3 separate regions of the Homo sapiens genome follow, and all the other regions are linked to region 1. Evidence: read pairs that join two places in POLR2A ChIA-PET (ENCODE). Cell type or tissue: PC-9. All regions are shown on one strand.

The links. Peaks named below come from ENCODE experiments on the same cell type or tissue, not always from the same donor. Only the 100,000 strongest peaks of a DNase experiment are listed, where the experiment ranks them.
Region 2: POLR2A ChIA-PET joins it to region 1 with 5 read pairs; 1 of 35 experiments calls an interaction of 5 or more read pairs at or near these places.
Region 3: POLR2A ChIA-PET joins it to region 1 with 7 read pairs; 4 of 35 experiments call an interaction of 5 or more read pairs at or near these places.

Annotation. Positions count from the first base shown.
Region 1 is chr3:171,446,246-171,448,745 of GRCh38, forward strand. The region is part of intron 1 of TNIK (TRAF2 and NCK interacting kinase); the gene reads right to left. LOC124906303 (a long non-coding RNA gene) reads right to left here. Exons shown (of 2, transcript XR_007096168.1): 2 at 1-2,500. Among named protein-coding and RNA genes, the nearest start is that of TNIK, 13 kb to the right of the region's middle. In PC-9, no CTCF peak of the experiment used is centred here; a DNase peak (open chromatin) is centred at 1,236; H3K4me3 peaks cover 439 bases; H3K27ac peaks cover 1,508 bases.
Region 2 is chr3:171,155,875-171,158,374 of GRCh38, forward strand. It overlaps TNIK (TRAF2 and NCK interacting kinase), which reads right to left. Exons shown (of 33, transcript NM_015028.4): 12 at 1,586-1,790. All of the region lies in intron 4 of LOC105374216 (a long non-coding RNA gene), which reads left to right. Among named protein-coding and RNA genes, the nearest start is that of MIR569, 50 kb to the left of the region's middle. RefSeq lists a silencer at 1,546-1,840. In PC-9, a CTCF peak has its summit at 1,668; a DNase peak (open chromatin) is centred at 1,027; H3K4me3 peaks cover 1,142 bases; H3K27ac peaks cover 2,500 bases.
Region 3 is chr3:171,319,936-171,322,435 of GRCh38, forward strand. All of the region lies in intron 2 of TNIK (TRAF2 and NCK interacting kinase), which reads right to left. Among named protein-coding and RNA genes, the nearest start is that of TNIK, 140 kb to the right of the region's middle. RefSeq lists an enhancer at 2,020-2,500. In PC-9, no CTCF peak of the experiment used is centred here; no DNase peak of the experiment used is centred here.

The DNA of each region.
Region 1 (2,500 bases):
TTTGAAGATATAAAGTGCTCTATAAATGCTAAATATTATTATTATTGTTTAAATACAGTTTGCAATTACTGCTTACAACCTGTTCCACCCACCACACTGCTATCATTTGATTACAGGCAGCTTTAAAAAAAATACCTAGAGGTAGAAATGATGAAACCATATTCATGTGAAGCCCTGGATTTTTACCCTAGACATAAATAATTTATAGGCATTTTAAATGGAGGATTAGGTTATAAACTGTAGTAAATCAAGAAAATTGCCCTCTGCAAGACCAACTACCATAAAGTTGTGTCAATTTTAATAGTTTCTTACTTATAAACCAGGTTGAAAGTAGATTATAGTCCAGAATACGGAGCTTTTTACTCTGGTGGTTTCCTGTTCTATCTTCTATTTTCTCCATTAGAATCTTAAAATATCTACCTATGTGAAAAACTGAAAGCACAACTTAAGATTTTGATTTTAGCAATTGTCTGGCAGATTAAGGCTTGAGAATAGTCTCTATTCTATCATGGCCGTAGCTCACCTTGCTATCTTCTATGATCATCACAGAGTCAGCTGTCTCCAATTCTTAAAAAACTGAAACCTTTGAGCCTGATTCCACACATCCTCCAAACACACTTGCTGGATAATTTTCCAGAAAGAATGACAGTTTAAATGTAAACAAGCCAAGCTCAGTGGCTCACGCCGGTAATCCCAGCACTTTGGGAAGCTGAGGCGGGCGGATCACCTGAGGTCAGGGGTTTGAGACCAGCCTGGCCAACACAGTTAAACCTTATCTCTACTAAAAATACAAAAATTAGTTGGGCGTGGTGGCGAGCGCCTGTAATCCCAGCTACTCAGGAGGCTGAGGCGGGAGAATCGCCTGAACCCAGGAGGCAGAGGTTGCAGTGAGCAGAGATCGCCCCACTGCACTCCAGCCTGGGTAACAGAGCTAGACTCCATCTCAAACAAACAAATAAATAAATAAATAAACAAACAAACATCCCCTAGATACACTCCACAAGAATGTCACTGTTAATCCCCAAATAGCTACCATATTAGGTTTTTAAGGTTTTAGGCAAGAAAAAAAAAAAAACACGTTATAATCTGACATTGGTCATCTTACAAAACAAAGTTACAAGGAAGAAATACCTTGGAAATAGCTCTTAAAACACCACTATGCTCATGAAAGACAACTTGTGCCCTAAACCAAAGGCTTCTGGGAAGTCTGTGAGCCTCAGGGTGATAATACAACAGATAATTCTGATGTCATGACAAGGTCCATAAATCAAATGATGGCTATGTGAGTCACTATTGGCAGTGGCTTTGGGCCAGTCAGTCGTAAGCTCAGCCACTTAGTAGCTCTACGATCTTTGGTAAACTAATTGATTTTTCAGAGTCTTATGTGTTCATTTATAAATGCTACACACCTACAGCACAAGAAATTGGAAGCCAATCTGGCAATATCTAGAGCCTTAGAGATCATTCATACACTTTCATTCTAAATTCAATTTCTAAGGAGTTATCCTAAGGAAACAGAGATGCACACAAAGACTTATATATAAGGATGTTTATTGAAGCACTATTTATCAGTTGGAAAGTTAGAAATAACCTCAAGCTTCATCAACAGGAACTGGTTAAATATATTATGATCCATCTCCACAACAAAATGCTAAGCAGTCTAAAAACATGATTAGAAAGTTGAGCACTGACTGAATATTTTATTACACGTTAAATTTTTTAGGCATGATAATACTATTATGGTTATGTATTTTTTAAGTACACAAACTACTGAAATATTTATAAATGAAATAATATGCTACTTTAAAATAATATGGGGGAGAAGGTGGGTAGGAGTACAGATGAAACAGGATTCATTATGGGGGATAATTGTTCAGTAGAGAGATTATTAACCCTTTTATCTACTTTTTAATAAGAGTTTTATTGAGCTTTAATTCACATTCCATAAGACTTACTCTTTTGAAGTGTACAAGTGACTTTTAGTATGTTTCACAGAGTTGTACAAACATCTGCACTATCTAATTTGGGACGTTAGCAGTCACTCCCTGCCAGCAAGCATTAGTCTACCTTCTATCTCTATGGATTTGCTTATTCCAGACATTTTATATAAATGGAATCATACAACCATGTGTCTTCTCGTGTTTGGCTTTTTTCACATAGCATAATGTTCATCCATGTTGCAGTGTGTATCAGCACTTCCTTTTATTGTAGAATAAATATTCCATTGTAAGGATATACTATGCTACATTTTGTTTATTCATTCATTGGTTGATGGACACTTGGGTTGTCTCCTATTTGAGGTTACTATAAATATTCATGTACACTTTTTTTTTTTTTTTTTTGCATGAATACGTCCTTAGTTCTCTTGGGCATATACTTAGGAGTGAAATTCCTGGGTCACATGGTAACTCTGTATTTAGCATTTTGAGAAACTGTCAAACTGTTTTCCAAAATGGCTGTACCATTTTACATTCCTATCAGTAATATAGGAGCATTCCAA
Region 2 (2,500 bases), 290 kb before region 1:
GCTCTGCAGGCCAATCCCCTGGATCTGAAACCCGGTTTTCTTCTCAACCTTTAACAAGTTATTAACCTCTCTAAGACTCAGCTGCATTATCTTTAGACTGGAGATTATTGTGAGGATTAAATGAGACAATTCGTGTAAAGTACTAAACACAGTACCCTGCAACATGGGACCAATTACTTCCCTCCCTGAACCTCAGTTTCTTCTTTGTTAAATGGGGATTATGAGTTTTGCATGAGAGATAATCAATACAGGAAAAGAGATAATGATAGTAGATGAGATAGTGGCTATAAGCAAAGCATCCTGCCTGGTACTTGACATTACTAAAATCACTCAATAATTGTAACCATTGGGTATTATTGTTGCTGGTCTGATACTGATATTTGAAGGACATAATGAGGTTGATGGGATTTGCTGCAAACTGGAACTGAGGCCCTTACTGATTTAAACCAGGGAGGCTGGACCTTGATGTACCATTTAAAAAGCAATCTGCTGCTGGTGACTGCAATTCACCACCCTCTAAATCTTCAGTGGCCACCTGGCAAAGCAAGTGAATTGCTGCAAGCCCGTTAATGAGAAGCAAGCTGGTGTTCGGGAAACCTGTAAAATTACTATCCCATTACCGTGCAGTTAGTGCGCCTTTCATCTGCTGCCCAACTTCCCCAATAGATATGCTCTCTCGGTTTCCTAATTGTCTAGAGGCTTTGATTTATCTGGCAGAGGAAGGAGGCCTGAGATATCTGGGCAAAGTTCTGGGAAGGAGGCTTTAACAAATGTCTGTAAGACCACAAGGTGAGAGTCTGGCCCAGGACAAGGCATGCAGCCAACTGTGGCTAGCAGTATGGCTTCCCACACAGATAAGCAGTATCTGCTGCTAAAGGCAGGTCTTGCCCACAGGCTGGAGGACAGGCCCTGGGTACTAAGGGATGTCTGGGAAAGGATCTGTGAAACATTCTTCCTAGCATTCAGAGCATCAATAGGCAGGTCCTACTCTTCCATACTTGAAATTCCACTTATCTGCTTATTCACTGTGATCTAGTTAATACCTATATTTCACCTCTCAACTACTGACCCATTCATTCATATATTACTCATTCCACAGATATTTATGAGGCACCTACGACATGCTAGAGATACATCAGGGAATAAAAGAGATAAAATCTCCTTGTCCTGATGGAGCTTAAATTCCAGTAGGGACATTCAGGCATGTAAAAGTATATGTAGACTATATTTGAAGGTGCTAAGGGCTGTGTAAAAGTAATAAGGCAGGGCAGGGAAATAGGACATGCTGGAGGGAGGGACTGTGACTTTAAGTAAAGCTGAGAAGGTGCTGAGAAGGTGATATATGGGCAAGACAGGAAGGGGTGACGGCCTTCACCTGCTTTTCTGAAATGACCACACCACCACAAAAAGCAAGGGAAGCCTTTTGTTTGTAAGAGCATTCAGGACTTATCTGCCCTTGCAGTCAACCCCTTTGTGCCTCTAAGCTCTGTGTGCTCACAGGTGGGATGTGGGCCCCCAGGGAATGCTTGGAGAGTGACCACAACTGAGAGGCTTGGGGTCAGAGGTGGCCCGAGCAGGTCCTCACCTCCTCCAGCCGCCGCCTCTGCTCTTTCTGCTCCTCGATGCGCTTCTGACGCTCGGCCAGCAGCTGCCGCTTGTGCTCCTCATTCTCCCGCTGCTGCTGCTCCAGCTGCTGCCTCCGTAGGGCCTCAGAACGCTCCTTGTTGGCCAGCTGCAGCCTCAGAAAGTCCCTCCGCAGCGTCGACTCCCCTGGCAGATTCAGGATGGAGCTGTGGGTAGGAGAGAGTGATCAGGATCCCACGTGGGGCAGGGGCCATGGCTACCAAGAGGCCTTGGAGGAGGAAAGCGGGACAAATGATTCACCCACACACAGGGAAAGAAGAGCACAGGCTCCTAGATCCTCCGCTAATTCAATCATTCACCCCAAAGAAACAGCATCAGGATAAGAGACCTGCCTCCCTTTCAGTACGACTGTGGCCAACAAATGCTGCCTCCATCCATAGAGGGATGTCACATTCTCAGAGTTGTCACCTTCTCCAGGACTGTCCACACCACTCCCTCATCCTTGGGACGTGGCAAAGATTTGTTTTTAAAGACTTTAGCCAGTGTGCAAGCCATGAGCCCCAGACTGGATTATTTTCAATAAAAATGGACAATGGTGGGCAACAAGGGTACTCAGACAAGCACAGATCGGCCTCACCCACACCACCCCCTCACACCAAACCCCATGAGGCAGAGGCCAGGCTGCTCCTGTGAAGCCACGATGAACTAGCGATGGAAAACCCTTGAGTCAAGGTCAACACAGAGCCAGGATCTGAGCCCAAGCCTGCTGAGTCCAAGTCAGGGTTTGCCTGACTGTACCACACTTAAAGGGCTTGGTTTGGCTCTGGCCACAGCAGGTGCAGCTAGGACTTCAACCCAGCTCATTGGTTCCTAGATTCTGTTTAGGTAACAGTTTTGTCTTCTGTAAAATGGTGGT
Region 3 (2,500 bases), 130 kb before region 1:
AGCATCAGCCCTCACCCAATCTTGGAGGTTAGCTAAAAGCATCTTGAAGGATGACCCCGAAAGCGTAGGAGAGGAGAGTTTAATCTGTGGCTATTCAATATGCACCTGACTGCTCATGCCTGCAAAATAACCCATTTCTGGAGAAAGTTGTATAGCCTCTTCCATTTGCTCTCTTATAATTGATCAAGCCAGAGGAAAGGGGGTCCTCCATGGTTCTTCTGGACCCTTCCACGTTGGCCTATTATATTTCAGCAGTTTACCTCTTCTTTAATTAGCAGGCATAGCTCAAAGAACATAGACATTTTGATTTAAATTTTCTAATTTAGTACCCATGATGATATTCTAATGTGTCTTGCCCTCTGCCTATAAATTGACTAATAAAATTAAATAAATTGTTACTAGGGGCTTCACTAAAATGGTCTACAAATAAAAGATTACATCCAGAAGATAAAAAGAAAATACACAGGAAAATGACCCAGGAAAAAAGCTGACCTGGTCTGTCAATTTGCTCAGGTTGAAAATATGTGGAAAGAAATGTAATTGTGTTTTATGACACTTAAAGGGAAAAAGTACTTCTGATTTCAGTACTATCTAGAGGATAAAGTCACTACTTGATTCTTTGTTTCTCCAAGGTAAGAGTTTCCCATCATCAAGATGTCTTTCTCAAATACATGATTTATGGAAAAAAACAAAAAATGTTCAATGAGCATCTATGGATTTTGATTCAGAAACAAACAAACTTGCTAAATGGTCTTCTAACAAAATACTAATAATCCCATGTGGGCATACTTCACGCAGAGTAATGCCATTTGGCCCTCATATTTCTTAGAAAGCTTTTGCTGCATTCACATGACTTTCCAAAAGATAGGCAAGCAAAGAGCACTGTAAAGAGGCTGTGTCTGAGAGAAAACACATAGTTGGCTATTAATAGTCCCACTCCTGCTGGCTTGCCTAAACACAGGACTGGCTGTATTTCCCCATCCCAGCATAGAGGAACAATGTTACCCTGCCAATCAAATGCAGCATACTCCAACCTTAGGCCTTTGCAACGAAGCAGGGTGTCGGGTGGAAGACCAGTAGCTCAGAGGCTGTGACATCTGTAACTAGGATAACTCCAATTAAAAGTAGGGGGAAAAAATAATTTTTAAAACCTTATATAGTAATGAACTGGAAGGACGGAGAACAACGATTTCTTTAGCAACAGCTGTGCAGACTGATTTCTTTGAAAATCATGCATATACTTTCAAAAGCACTCAATCACAACTGCTGCCCTAACACTGGCAAATCCAAGAAATTCAAGACATGTAATCAAAAATAGATTTTCCCTTAAATTCCAAGGTCAAAGGCAGCATCTGTTGTTTCAGAGAACAAGAAGGACTTTCTTTTGGCTAATTAACTTATTGCGGTTTTCTAGCAGAAAAAAAAAAGTAAACCAAAATTGTCTAAATGTTTCTTCATCGTCTTAGGTCTTAGGTAATGCAAAACAGAAAACTGTATAAAGAGCATAAACATCCATTGTTTTGATATTTGAGTTGCACAGATAAAAGGCAGGCCACGCTGTAATTTTTAAAGCTGACAGGAAAATTCATTTTTATACCAAGTCCCCCTCATGCCATTTGGCTGTTAAATTATTCAAGGAATTCTCTGCTTATAAAGATTAATAATATCAACCCAAGCCATTTCTGAAAAGTACTTTCACCTCGTGTAGGAGACAGATGGACTACAGGAAAACAGCCTATTATGTTACAGGCAGACAAAAAGATTTCAGATTACCAGATTAACACACCAGGCGGGAAGGGAATGATAGAAAGTAGCGAGATATGAAATAACTGACAAATAGAACCAAATATCCCTCAGAGCCACTATTTTAAAAATAAATATAGTTTGGAGCCCATTGTAATTCAATTTTACCTGTTTCACTCCCAAACCCAGCTAATTAGCATAAATGTCAGTTCCAATTTAACCAAAGACTTTGAAAATCTGGTGGAACCTTATTAAAACACATTGGTATCAGGGGACAAAGACAGCACCTGCTTTCAAGGTCTTTTGTGTTTTAGTCAGAAATGTATTCTAAAACTCTGGGTATATGGGCTGAATCCAGAGTTTAGATTGTGGGATTTTATTGTACATTTGCATTATTTTAAATATCAACATCCCTGGAGAAGCTATTTTTACTCCTACAAAACCTAAACACTTCCTTATTTAGCAATGCTCTCATAGAGAAGGGATTTTCCAAAAGCTGTATTTCACTAAGGGTCAATATGAAAAAATTACAATGTCATTAAAATCACAGATTTTTTGTAGATTCACAGAAGCAGGCTCAGTGTTTTCTTTCAATAAATATCTTTTTTTTAGTTCAATACATTACTAATTAATTTTAATTTCACAAATAGTGAAATTATCTGAGCAAGAATCATTCTCATTTAAAATTGTCAAATAAGTCAGAAAAAGATCAATATCTCCCCTGCTTCAAAAATGACACTCCCAATTTTCACAGGTA